Regions from separate parts of the Homo sapiens genome. Here regions 1 and 3 are each linked to region 2. The links are chromatin contacts, found by Hi-C or POLR2A ChIA-PET in ENCODE. All regions are on one chromosome and are shown on one strand. Each heading gives the region's core, a stretch centred on a gene start or an enhancer-like site at or near the end of the contact. The rest is flanking DNA. Distances are from core to core; before and after follow the strand shown.

Region 1 (3,817 bases), core at 275-2,774, 4.3 Mb before region 2:
GATCTTAGGGAAATCATCTAACCAAAGATAGTTAGCTAGATATATGGAGATGTTCACTACAATGTTATCTGTTTTATATATATTTTAAAAAGGCCAAGTAAAACACAAAAATAAAAGAAAAAAAGTTATTACATTCATTCCACGGAGTATTATGTAGCCTTTAAAAGAGTAGTTGCAAAAAGGATGTGAAAATAAATAAAACATTTTGGTTTAATATTAAATTTTTTAAAAGCTAAGTAAAAAACATTGACCAAAAGCTGAAGAACTGTACAAAAAACGAACAATTGTTTAAATTAGGGAATTTACGGATCATAGTTTATTGTTTAAATTTTCTGCTAATATTTTTACACACAATGGCATGCACAGATAAACCCAAAGGATTATTACAAAGCTCAAATTATAATAATATACATGTAAGTGCTATAAAATCTGGATTGACATTATTAGTGCCAACTGAGCTCTAACCCTACTCAAACAGAACTAGATACACTCTGGCTTTCCCTTTGAAAAGAGGGGGAAGTGGAAAAGTCCTATTAGCTGAAAGCCACCAGAACACAACATCTACCCTCAAAGACAGATGGCTTGTGGCTGTCTTGATAGTTCCAGGAGATAAGGCAGAAAACCCAAAGCATGAACAAGAGACGGTTATGTTGCAATAAGGACAGGAAGTCTATCTGTCCACTAGCCTCTGAGCCTGGCATATGTTCTTCTCCATTTCAAGTCTCATCTTTGACAAACCACAGCGGGAAACTCCAGACCATAACCTAGACCGAGTCTCATGACTTTTCACAACCAATGGACCCGGAGCTGGCTGTGTAAAAGAGAGAAATCATATTTTCCTTAAGGTATGGTTATGATCCAAAGAAAACTCAAAGGGCAATATTATGTTCACTTTACTCATTGAAAGTAAGAAGTCAAAACCTACCCTAGCTTTTTGAAAAGAAAAACAAGAGCTATATACGAATTTCAGTTGATTTCTAGAATTAACCTCTGCCCTTACATATGATAGTTTATTCTGCTAGGCAATTATGACAATAAAGTTTGAACCTGAAGAGATAATTCTGAAGTAGAAGAAAGAAAATATGGAAAATAACTTCACCAGTGAAGACTTAAAAAATAAATAAGATAAAAACTACCCATTGTCATCATCACAGCCTCCACAAAAGGGATTCTGAAGAGTTAAAATCTGCTCAGCTTCGCCTCCACAAAAACCCAAATTCCACACAGATTCTGTGATGGGAACCTAATTCACTTTTTTCTTCAAAAAAGGCAGTTGTTACATTTTTCCATATAAGATGAGAGGGAAGAACAATAAAACAAATTCAAAAGAAGGCTCTAAAAGCAGGGGAAAAACCTCTCTGTTCTTATTTAGGGTACTCAAGCTGTAATTTGTCTTAAAAGCAGCTAGTTTAAAAAAAAAAAAAAAAACCAACACATGCTAGAAAACCCCACACACAGAAAAAAGCAGCGTCCAGCTTTTTAAAATTCTGCCTCTACACCTCCTTTCTCAATGACATCAGCTGGAGGCTCCCCACCTGCCCAGTTGCCATAGCAGTTACACAAAGACATACAATGACATCAGTTGGCATGATATCAGCTCTTTGAGTGCAAACAATACAAGAAGAACTACTTTGTTTAAGGCCTTTGGTGCAACTGTGTTCTGGGGAGCCAATGATGTAATGCTAACAGGTGGCATGGGCCTTCCATTTGCCTAATGGGGGGAAAAAAACCCGTGGCGGAGTGGGGGGAGGAGGGAATTTGAGACAGACACACAGAATGCTCCAAATCACAGAGCATGCTTATGTGCAAAAGTATGGGTGCATTGTATGTTTAAGCCATGTAGGAACTCTGTTCTTATAATATTTGGAGGTGGGAGGGGTGGGGGTGGAGAGAAAAGGAGATATTACAATTTAAACATATAAGGTAAACAAGGAAATTCTCCTTGAGGGGTCTGAAGAAATAGTCTCCTGTTCAACTGCCACTCTGCTAATCAACTTGGGCATCAGTTTTCCATAAGGCTTATGCACAGCTCTGTACTGCAGTTAAAAACTCTCTCTGTGGACGGTGCTTAAAGTAAAAAACAACGAGTGGAAGCTCACAGTGGTGGCTTTTTCCAGAGAAGTCTGCAGGAAGGATTGTTTTCTTCTCTTGGGGAAGGGTTGAAATTGAAATCTGGAGGGGAGGGGGAAGAGTAAAGCTAATCTGGTTTTTCTTTTCCAGTTACTTTCCTCCGACCCTACCCCATCAAGTATCACCAGAGGCCAAAGTGACTGATCACTTAATGAGGAACCCTGATGATGTTATGTTTATTACTATTTAAGAATATTAGAACATGATAATTAACAAACAAAGCAGGAGCAGTGTAGCATGGAGGTTAAGAGCAAAGGTCAGAGACAAACCACACCTAGCTGCAGTTATGATTCTGCCTCCTAGCAGCTGTGAGACCCTGTGCAAGTCAGGTTCCCTCATTAAGCCTCAGTTTACCAATCTATTAAGTGGATGTAATATCATCTACCCATCAGGGTCATAGTTCAGGAAGCCTATGTAAAGGTTTTGATACACGACCAGGTATTCGATAAATAATGTCTTATTACCCCCAATATCATCACCTTTGTTCTAAATTCCAACAGATCTATGCACACGCATAGTCCATGAGAGCCCTAAGTGCAGTGCAGTGATTCAGAGAAGGAGTATTGAGGCTGGACTTCTTGGGTTTGAATCCCCAGCACAGCCAAACACTAGCTATGAGACCCTGGGCAGGTTTCTCACCTGTCTGTTCCTCAGTTTCCCTGTATACAAAACAGGGATAACAATAGTACCTACCTCACTGTACTGTTGTAATGATTAAAGTGGTTAATAAAGTACCTTAAAACAATGTCCAGCACATTGTAAGTGCTTTTTCTTTTCATCACTTTGGGAAACTACCATTTTAAAGATCTAAAAAAAAAAAAATCTGCTTAATATAAAGACTCTATATAAGTAAACTAATGTTCCTGAGTTTTTACTTTTAAAATTTTATTTAACAAAAAAGAATTAGGAACCAAGGTATCCGAGCAGTTTTAAAGTTTGCAAAACATACTTTTAACATAAAGAAAGCAACAGCTCCCTATTTTTCCTAAACAAATATATCTGATTTCACTTTGTTGGTCCTAGCTTTCCTAACAAACACTGTCTTTGCATTTCTGGTTTTTCCACAGAATTGGATTTTGAAAATAAAACTGTTCTTCCCTCCTTCTTCCTTTCCTCTAATTTCTACCAAGGTGGCTAACTTCCTTATGTGCACAAGAGCCTGCAGTTATTAGTGCGAACATATTGTAGCCATGAGCAACAATGCTGGGGTAGGGTGAGGCAAGGCGGGGTGGGGGGGCAGCAAACATTTTCAAAGCTTATGTCAAAAGTAGGTTCTCTGCCAAAATGAGTATGGTCAGTACATTGATTCTAAATGGCAGCAACAAAGAATACCTAGCACCCCTAAAGAACTATATGTGGAAATACTGCCTGCCAGTTTCTTCTAACACACGGTCAGTTCAGTGACAGTCCTACTGAAGCAATGGATTCTAGTTTTAGTGGGAAACTTCTCTTTATAGATGCATTTCAGCTCCTGTTGCTGTTTTGGCGACTGCAGTCCTAGAAACAGAAGAGTCCTCTGTAATGTGATTCAGAAGCAATGCGCTGGGTTGTGAGTTAAAGAAACCACATCCAAATGCAGAATCTATAAGCAAGAGATTTTTATACTCTAAAGGTGGACAGCCCTTTTTGGTCTTATGCTAAGCTAGAAAGTGAGCTGTTTCCAGAAATTTAAGGAACACTCTCACTG
Region 2 (3,810 bases), core at 767-3,266:
TCTTACTTGTTCCAGTATCTCAACTAATATTCTTTTGTGTTTCTATTCATATTTGCTATGGTCATGTTCCTTAAGTTTCTGACTGAATCCACTCATTTATATTTCTTTATATATACTTTTTCAGACCGAGTCTTGCTCTGTCACCCAGTTTGGAGTGCAATGGCTCAATCTCGGCTCACTGCAACCTCCACCTCTCAGGTTCAAATGATTCTTCTGCTTCAGCCTCCTGGGTAGCTGGGATTACAGGCGTCTGCCGCCACGCCTGGCTAATTTTTGTGTATTTTTAGGAGAGATGGGGTTTCACCATGTTGCCAAGCTGGTCTCGAACTTCTGACCTCAGGTGATCTGCCCGCCTCGACCTCCCTAAGTGTTGGAATTACAGGCGTGAGCCACCACGCCTGGCCTATATTTCTTGCTTCCGATTTAAAAATTCTTTTTTCCAACATACCTCATGATTAAGATCCTATTTTTTCTGGTTTCACTTTGGATCAATTGTCAGCAAGTTTGAAAACTGTACTCATAGGCCGGGAGGAGTGGCTCAAGCCTGTAATCCCAGCACTTTGTGAGGCTGAGGTGGGCGGATCACCCGAGGTCAGGAGTTCAAGACCTGGCCAACGTGGTGAAACCCCGTCTCTACTAAAAATACAAAAATTAGCCAGGCATGGTGGCGGGCGACTGCAATCCCAGCTATTTGGGAGGCTGAGGCAGGAGAACCGCTTGAACTCAGCGAGGCGGAGGTTGCAGTGGGCCGAGATCACGCCATTGCACTCCAGCCCGGGCAACGGGAGTCAAACTCCGTCGGGGGTGGGGGAGGGGGAGAAAAGAACACTGTACTCATGAAATAAGAATTATTTTCAAAGGAATTAGAATGCAATTATTTTCATGGTCAAAAACAGTTGTGCTTACAGTTTTTAGACTGGATTACAGAGCAGGAAGGAAAACATGGAAAGTGAAAAACCGTATTATTTGCAAACACACATTGCTTCTTCACGGAATCGATCCAAGTCTCTTAAAATTTTGGTCTAGACTGCAGTGTTAACATTTGTTAAGCTTATAAATAGTAAGCAGAGGAAATAGCCGAGGAAAGCACGGATGAGGTGCGGAAAGAACAGAGTTCTAGATCAAGTGCCAACATTAAAATTAGATTCAGGGAAACCACTAAATTCTTTTGACAACTGAACAGGTTTAATATCTTATAGCTGGTAAAAGCTTACTTACTTGAAAGTTCAGTAAAAGCTCACGTGTAACTCTGGAAGTCCCTGGTAGGTTTTCACAAATATGCACGGACAAATGAGACCATCAAATTAATAGTGAACACTTCTACGTAACAGGCCCTAAGAACCCAGGCCCTCAACAGGACACACGTGTGAATGCTTGGTCACAACGACTGACCAGAAGAATCAATTTTCCTTCCCAATCATCCTTTGGCCTGGGTTTGGATATGACATACTTCTCTAGGCTGGGGCTAACAAGGCTGTGTGATGAGTGGACAAAATACACGTCACATAACCATAGTAAGAAGGTGAAGACTGGAGCCTTAAAAATCAGCCGGCCCAACTGCCAGAAGACCATTATATTTACGGATAAAGAAAGAGAAACAAAGTATTTGTAACTGTGAGCGGGACTAAGTGCCTGTAACAGTTTTTTTCTCCCTCTTGGTGGGAAGGCAAAACCACCACCACAAAAGAAAAGCAAAGGAAGGTCTCAGTAACAATTCGAAGCACCTTAACACTGAGGAACTCTCAGCCTCAACGAGTGAAAACCCCAGAGAATAAACGTACCCCCGCCCCGGACAGACCTACTCCGCACCCAGCGCTGCCACCTGTCTGCCTCTTTCTCCTTCCTAACAGGAACCGAAATCCTCACCTGATCTTGGCAGTGCCGGTGGATAAAATCCCGGACGGTGCACCGACCCGAGGCACACCGCACCGCCTTGCACCCGAAGCCAGGGCCGCGAATCCACACCAGCGCCGCGGCCTCCGCCATGTCACCGACTACCCGAACCTCAAGCCTCTCTGAGACACCAGGCGCCGCAACTCGCCCGGCGCCTCTTGATGACGCGAGCATCTTCCAACGCCCCGCCCCTCACGCTTCCGTTCACCCCTCCCCTCCCCTGGGGCGGGTCAAGTGAGCCGGGCGGCGGGGCGGTGCGGGCTGGGGGAGGGGAACAGGAAAGGCCTGGCGGAGGCAGATAAGGCGGCAGAGCACGGGGCGAGGCGTTGCTAGGAGAAGTTGCTAGGGCGGGGCTCGAGGGACCGGCTATAAAAGGCTGGCGCTGGGTTAGGTTTCGAGCTTCCTGGCCGTAAGCGATAAGGCTTTAACTGAGAACCACCTTGTGCTGTAGGCTTTGGCCCTTTTCCTCACATCTGTGTAGTTATTTTTGGGTCGCGGAGAATTGTGGCCCGAGAAGGCTCTGCTCCTTGAGAGTGTGGGGAGAGAAGCTGCAGTCCCGGAAGCGGTTTTAGGGGGCCGCTTCCTTGGCCTAGAGGAGCTCCCCAACCCGAGGGGGCAAGGGAAACGACCCCCAGGAGGCCCCTAAACAGTGGCCGGCGTGGTTTCTCCTCCAGCTTTACAGAGCCTTCTCTTCCCCTCCAGAAACAGCCAACCTCCGGGTTTCTGCCTGCCACGCACGGTTTATTCTTATTTCCGCCTGTTTGTGCACTGCGTTATCTCCACTTCAGCTCTGTTTTCAAAATATTTCACAGCAAGTGGGCTCTTGTGAAAGGCAGTGACAGGAGTGACGTTTATAGTCATGCTGCTTCAAAAAACCCTACCATAACTTTTATTCTGCACCATGGAAACACACTCGGACAGATTTGCATAACGTAACCTTAAGGCTCAGGGAATCCGAAAGAGTCCCTTAATATTTAACAGAATGAGATTATGGTATTTCTAAAACCCTGAACAATTCAAAAGCCACCAGTGTGAAGATAGGAAGGTTATTTGGAGATATCTGTGCCTGCTAAACACAAATGCATCGGCCCACAGAATTGCCTTCTCTGCTGTTAAAATGCTTGGCAAATGGAACTCCTAGCTGAGGGGGTAACAACAAAAAATTCAGAAATCGTTTAGCGGTGGCAGTATGTGCGAAAATGGAATTTCAAGGCCTGGGAAGTTAATAGATTCAGTGGTCTTTATTTCACACACGAGGGAAAGTTGGGGAGAGAAAGGGCCTCCATGGGGATGCCAGTAGATAAATAAAAATTACAAAAAAAAAAATAATAAAGATAGATTGTACTGGCCGGGCGCGGTGGCTCATGCCTGTAATCCAGCACTTTGGGAGACTGAGGCGGGCGGATCTCGAGGTCAGGAGTTCGAAACCAGCCTCACCAACATGGTGAAACCCCATCTCTACTAAAAATACAATAATTAGCCGGGCGTGGTGGTGCGCGTCTGTAATCCCAGCTATTCAGGAGGCTGAGGCAGGAGAATCGCTTGAACCCGGGAGGCAGAGGTTGCAGTGAGCTGAGATCGTGCCATCGCACTCCAGCCTGGGCGACAGAGAGAGTCTCCGTTTCAGAAAAAAAAGATATATTGTACCTAGGAAGCAGTATTTCGGAAAGGTGGTGCCATGGCAACCCTGGGGCGTGAAGGTGTCGCCAGGTTACATGTAAGCCGTCCAAACTCCAGAAACCTCAAGTCCCTCTGCAGTCTGCTCCCCAGCTCTCTGTCCTCCAGGTTCCTGAAAAAGTAATCTACAGATCTGAGCCTTAAGCCTCTTCTTTTTTTATTTGTGATTTCTTCCTTCTGGTGATCAAAAATGACTATTTCAAATAAATAAATAATTTTTTTAAATGACCATTTCAAAGG
Region 3 (3,642 bases), core at 290-2,789, 3.3 Mb before region 2:
CGATTCAAAGTCAGTACCTACACATTTAAATTATCTTAATAGATAAAAACAAATAACTATTGCGGGGAGACGATAAGAGTTTAGATCTTCCAAGTACCAAGCGTATATTCTTGCCAGAAATCGTTGTGTGTCGGGGGCGGATGGGGGGTGGGGGAGGCCGGGGGTATTCTACTCATACGTGGTTTCATACTCAGTGAAATCTCAAACAATAACTTGCTTTAAACAGAGAATAATTAATGGCGAGTTTGCAAACAATAGCATTTTGGCAGACAGTTCTTAAGTTCAGTAAAATGTGCAAAAACCTAAGCAAGGTTTTATGTGTATATAAATCTTGTCTTTTATTTTTTAAGACAACCCTGAAGTTTTCTGTGGAAACCAGAAAGGGCAAGAAATTGGTCTTAGGTTGCTCAAGGAAACTGGTACTCACTTGTACCCTGCGGCTATACATTATATACAGGAAAAGGAGGAGGGATCCAAGGAGGGCGTGGAGCTCCTGTGCGTGGTCCATTAATTCACATTTTGCTCTCTTCGGTTCACATCCTGCGCGGACTCCACCCAAGGCAACCGAGCGAGGGGGTGGGTGGGACTCACAGCCTACCAAATAACAGTCCCAGAAACCGAAACGAAATCGAGGTGGAATTCTGAAAACACGGCTCACCAGAAAGAGGGGTGGAGAAGGAGCGCGAGAGGAGACCCTTCTTTTGGCAGAAGAGGTATCCCTGGCCCTCGTTGCTTCCTGGGCTCCCCCCCATCCCCTCAATCGCAAACAGTTCCCTCCTTTCCTACGCATGGAAGAAGGAAGACACACACAGAGCAAGGCCACTCATCCTTGGAACGTGGGCGGAGAACACACAAGTATTCCTCAGAGAATTTCAAAAGGAAATCGAGGAAAAGCAACCTGGGAGAGGAGGAGGAAAGGAAACTGACTGCCAAGTGGGGGACCCGCGAGACGGTGGAAAGGAACTAAGCAGATAGCCTGCTGGGGCCTGCGCCCCAGGAAAGAAGGGCTACCTGTTGAATGGAACTGTCCCTGCGGAGGCGGAGAGGGAAGAAGGCGAGTCACCCCAGAGAGCGGAGCCGTTGTCCCTAGAGCAGCCTCGCTGGGGCTGGTGGCGAGGGATCTCAGCCCCAGTGCCTGCGGAGCCCCACCCTGAGAAGCCTTGGCTGCAGATACGGTGATGAGAGACACCGACAGAAACAAGGGAGAGGCGCACGACTGGAGCCGGTCTGGCCTGCTCCCGCGGTTAGTCACTCACATCTGATACTCGTCTATCGCCTCCACCAGCTGGCCCCAAGAGTCGAAGTCGGCGCCTCTCCTAAAACTGGCGCCCCAGCGCTGCAGCAGACTCCGGGTCACCTCCGACATGGCCGGTCCCCACCCCGTCCCCTCCCGCCCCTACCCCAGCAAGGCCGGGTTCTAGGGCGCCATCCTCCCCCGGCCTGGCCCCGACATTAACAGGGCCAGGAGGAACCGCTACGGCCACCACCGCCACCCGCCGAGGAGCCGCCCAAGCCCATTTGCCGCCACAGCCAAACTTTGCGGCTCCAAAGCGACCGCCCCGCCGAGACCCCGCCCCCGAGGCCCCGCCCCGGGTTAGGTTGAGGCCGCCCCACTGCGCCGAGGGCCGCCATCGCTATTGCGGCATTCTCCCTCGGCTCCGGAGGTAGGGGCAACTCTTCTCTTCCTGTCTGGGAAAAAGACCATAGCTCAAAAGGAAGGCCGAGGGAGAAGTTAGAAAGGGATGATGAACGAAGCGTTTTGAGGGGACTGCAACGCCGCGGCAATACCCGCCCCTGAGCTGCGCGCACTACCGCCTCGGTAGCTATCATGGCCGCCGGGTCACGTGACTCCGGCTTGGCGCCGTCCTGGTTTTCCGTCACCCTGGTTCTGTAGTCTCGGTTCTCCGACTCCCTCTTTTTCTCGCTTGTGGACTCCGATATATTGCCCTTCTTCCCTTAGAAGAACTGCTGAACCGACTCTGAGAAATTTGGTAAGTATGTCAGAGGATGGGTGTTTCTCAGTAATATCCCCCGCTACTTCCCCGGAGTCTCAAGCAATAGGATCACCCCCTTTTACATTAGTCTCCATAGACCCCTGGACAGTGGACCAAAAGTCTCCTTCTAGTGCCTTGAAACAAACGACAGAAAGAAAATCCATATTGGTCACCACAAATCAGTGGCATTAACAGCTAGATCCGCTGAATCCCCTTGCCCCGCATCTCCATTGGTCATTGGAGAGCTTATAATACAAGCTAAACTGGGGTTCGTTCGGCCGTTGTCTGGCCACCTCTCCCGGGTTGACAGTATCGGCTTTCCACAAAAATGCCTGTTTGGAAAGAGGGGAACTCAAGTGTTGGCGCGTGCGCACGGTCGCCGCCCGCTGCCTCGAACGGGACTGGGCACGGGAGGAAGAGGCTGGGTGGTAAACAGGAAGTGGGCGCTCAGAGCTCGGGGGCGGCGCTCAGGTAGGTTCCTCTGGGGACTCGGGGCTTCCGGGGTGGGGGTCCCTTGTTAGGAGCGGGAGTCCTCTTGTGGAAGTGTGTTAGCTTACAGCTTCGATCCGAATGTTGTATTGGTGGCTCTAAAGGCACCCTTGTCCCTGCGGGTGGGTGTGTCGTTCTTCTATCCCACCCTAGGAACTCCCGAAAACTGAAGACCGCCGGGTCGCAGAAGGGGAGAAGATGGGGCAGGGGCAGAAACCCTCTTCTTTCCTGAAGTAAAGATTCGCAAAACTTCAGACATTTTCATCCAGGAAGTAGGAGGCCGCATTAAAAGAAGTATTTGTGGAAGATTTCGCAGCCTCAAGTGCTGAGTGTGATATTATTTGTAGGCACATAGATGCTGTATTAGGCTATCGGAATTTATATGGAAGATGTGTAGAAGATGATATTTTCTGAAATAACTCGTTAAATGTTTTGAGTCCTAAATAAACCTGCTCAGTTTTTCGTTGGGTACACACTGTATTCTCTATTCATTAAGTATGTGGTGCTCCTCAAAACCAGCTTTGTCATGAATAAATAGCATAAAGGAAGCACTTAATGTAGGCATTTCATACACTGTACAGCCACCATTATTTTCTAATACTAGGAAAAGTCGATTGTCAGAATTTTTTAGTGCCTTCAAATTAAATGAACCTTATCAGAATTTTTTCTCAGTTACTTCCTGGAATCTAATTGCCATGTTTAGGTCTTCGCCTGGGCTTTCTCCTTATTATCTGCTGCACTACCTACCCAAGGACATTTAGACAAGACATGCTGCTTTTTTTTTTTTTTTTTTTTGAGACGGAGTCTCCCTCTGTCGCCCAGGCTGGAGTGCAGTGGTGCCATCTCGGCTCACTGCAAGCTCCGCCTCCTGGGTTCTCCTGCCTCAGCCTCCCAAGTAGCTGGGACTACAGGCGACCGCCACCATGCCCGGCTAATTTTTTTTTTGTACTTTTAGTAGAGTCACCGTGTTAGCCAGGATGGTCTCGATCTCCTGACCTTGTGATCTGCCCGCCTCGGCCTCCCAAAGTGCTGGGATTACAGGCGTGAGCCACCGCGCGTTTTTTTTTTTTTAAGTAGAAGGCATGGAACTTAATTTTTTTTTTAAGTTGGCATCTCACTTAGGTGGTGTTCCAAGTTTTTGTTTTTTGTTTTTTTTTTC

Evidence for each region. A loop is a pair of places that touch in the nucleus more often than their neighbours do. ChIA-PET counts read pairs that join two places held with the same protein, here RNA polymerase II (POLR2A). Pooled maps may share reads with other maps.
Region 1: a pooled map shows a loop between it and region 2 (5-fold over the local background). The contact joins the enhancer-like site here to the promoter of SDE2 in region 2. A Hi-C loop is called at or near these places in 2 of 50 pooled maps. POLR2A ChIA-PET finds 5 or more read pairs at or near these places in 2 of 52 experiments (AG04450 and Caco-2).
Region 3: a map of naive thymus-derived CD4-positive, alpha-beta T cell shows a loop between it and region 2 (14-fold over the local background). The contact joins the promoter of AIDA here to the promoter of SDE2 in region 2. A Hi-C loop is called at or near these places in 1 of 168 maps with a recorded cell type or tissue (naive thymus-derived CD4-positive, alpha-beta T cell) and 12 of 50 pooled maps. POLR2A ChIA-PET finds 5 or more read pairs at or near these places in 1 of 52 experiments (GM12878).

Annotation. Positions count from the first base shown.
Region 1 is chr1:221,707,592-221,711,408 of GRCh38, forward strand. The region is part of intron 2 of DUSP10 (dual specificity phosphatase 10); the gene reads right to left. Among named protein-coding and RNA genes, the nearest start is that of DUSP10, 33 kb to the right of the region's middle. RefSeq lists an enhancer at 418-527. Within about 2 kb of position 1,525, at least 16 of the 41 ENCODE cell types and tissues checked have a DNase peak (open chromatin) inside an H3K27ac peak, as active enhancers do.
Region 2 is chr1:225,997,327-226,001,136 of GRCh38, forward strand. SDE2 (spliceosome associated SDE2) reads right to left here and starts at 2,017. Exons shown (of 7, transcript NM_152608.4): 1 at 1,867-2,017. The coding sequence starts at 1,986. RefSeq lists enhancers at 1,872-1,981, 2,502-2,651, 2,672-2,771, 2,852-2,901 and a silencer at 2,042-2,321.
Region 3 is chr1:222,710,952-222,714,593 of GRCh38, forward strand. AIDA (axin interactor, dorsalization associated) reads right to left here and starts at 1,540. Exons shown (of 10, transcript NM_022831.4): 1 at 1,257-1,540. The coding sequence starts at 1,366. It overlaps BROX (BRO1 domain and CAAX motif containing), which reads left to right and starts at 1,613. Exons shown (of 13, transcript NM_144695.4): 1 at 1,613-1,991. RefSeq lists enhancers at 1,308-2,222, 2,591-2,810 and a silencer at 1,421-1,640.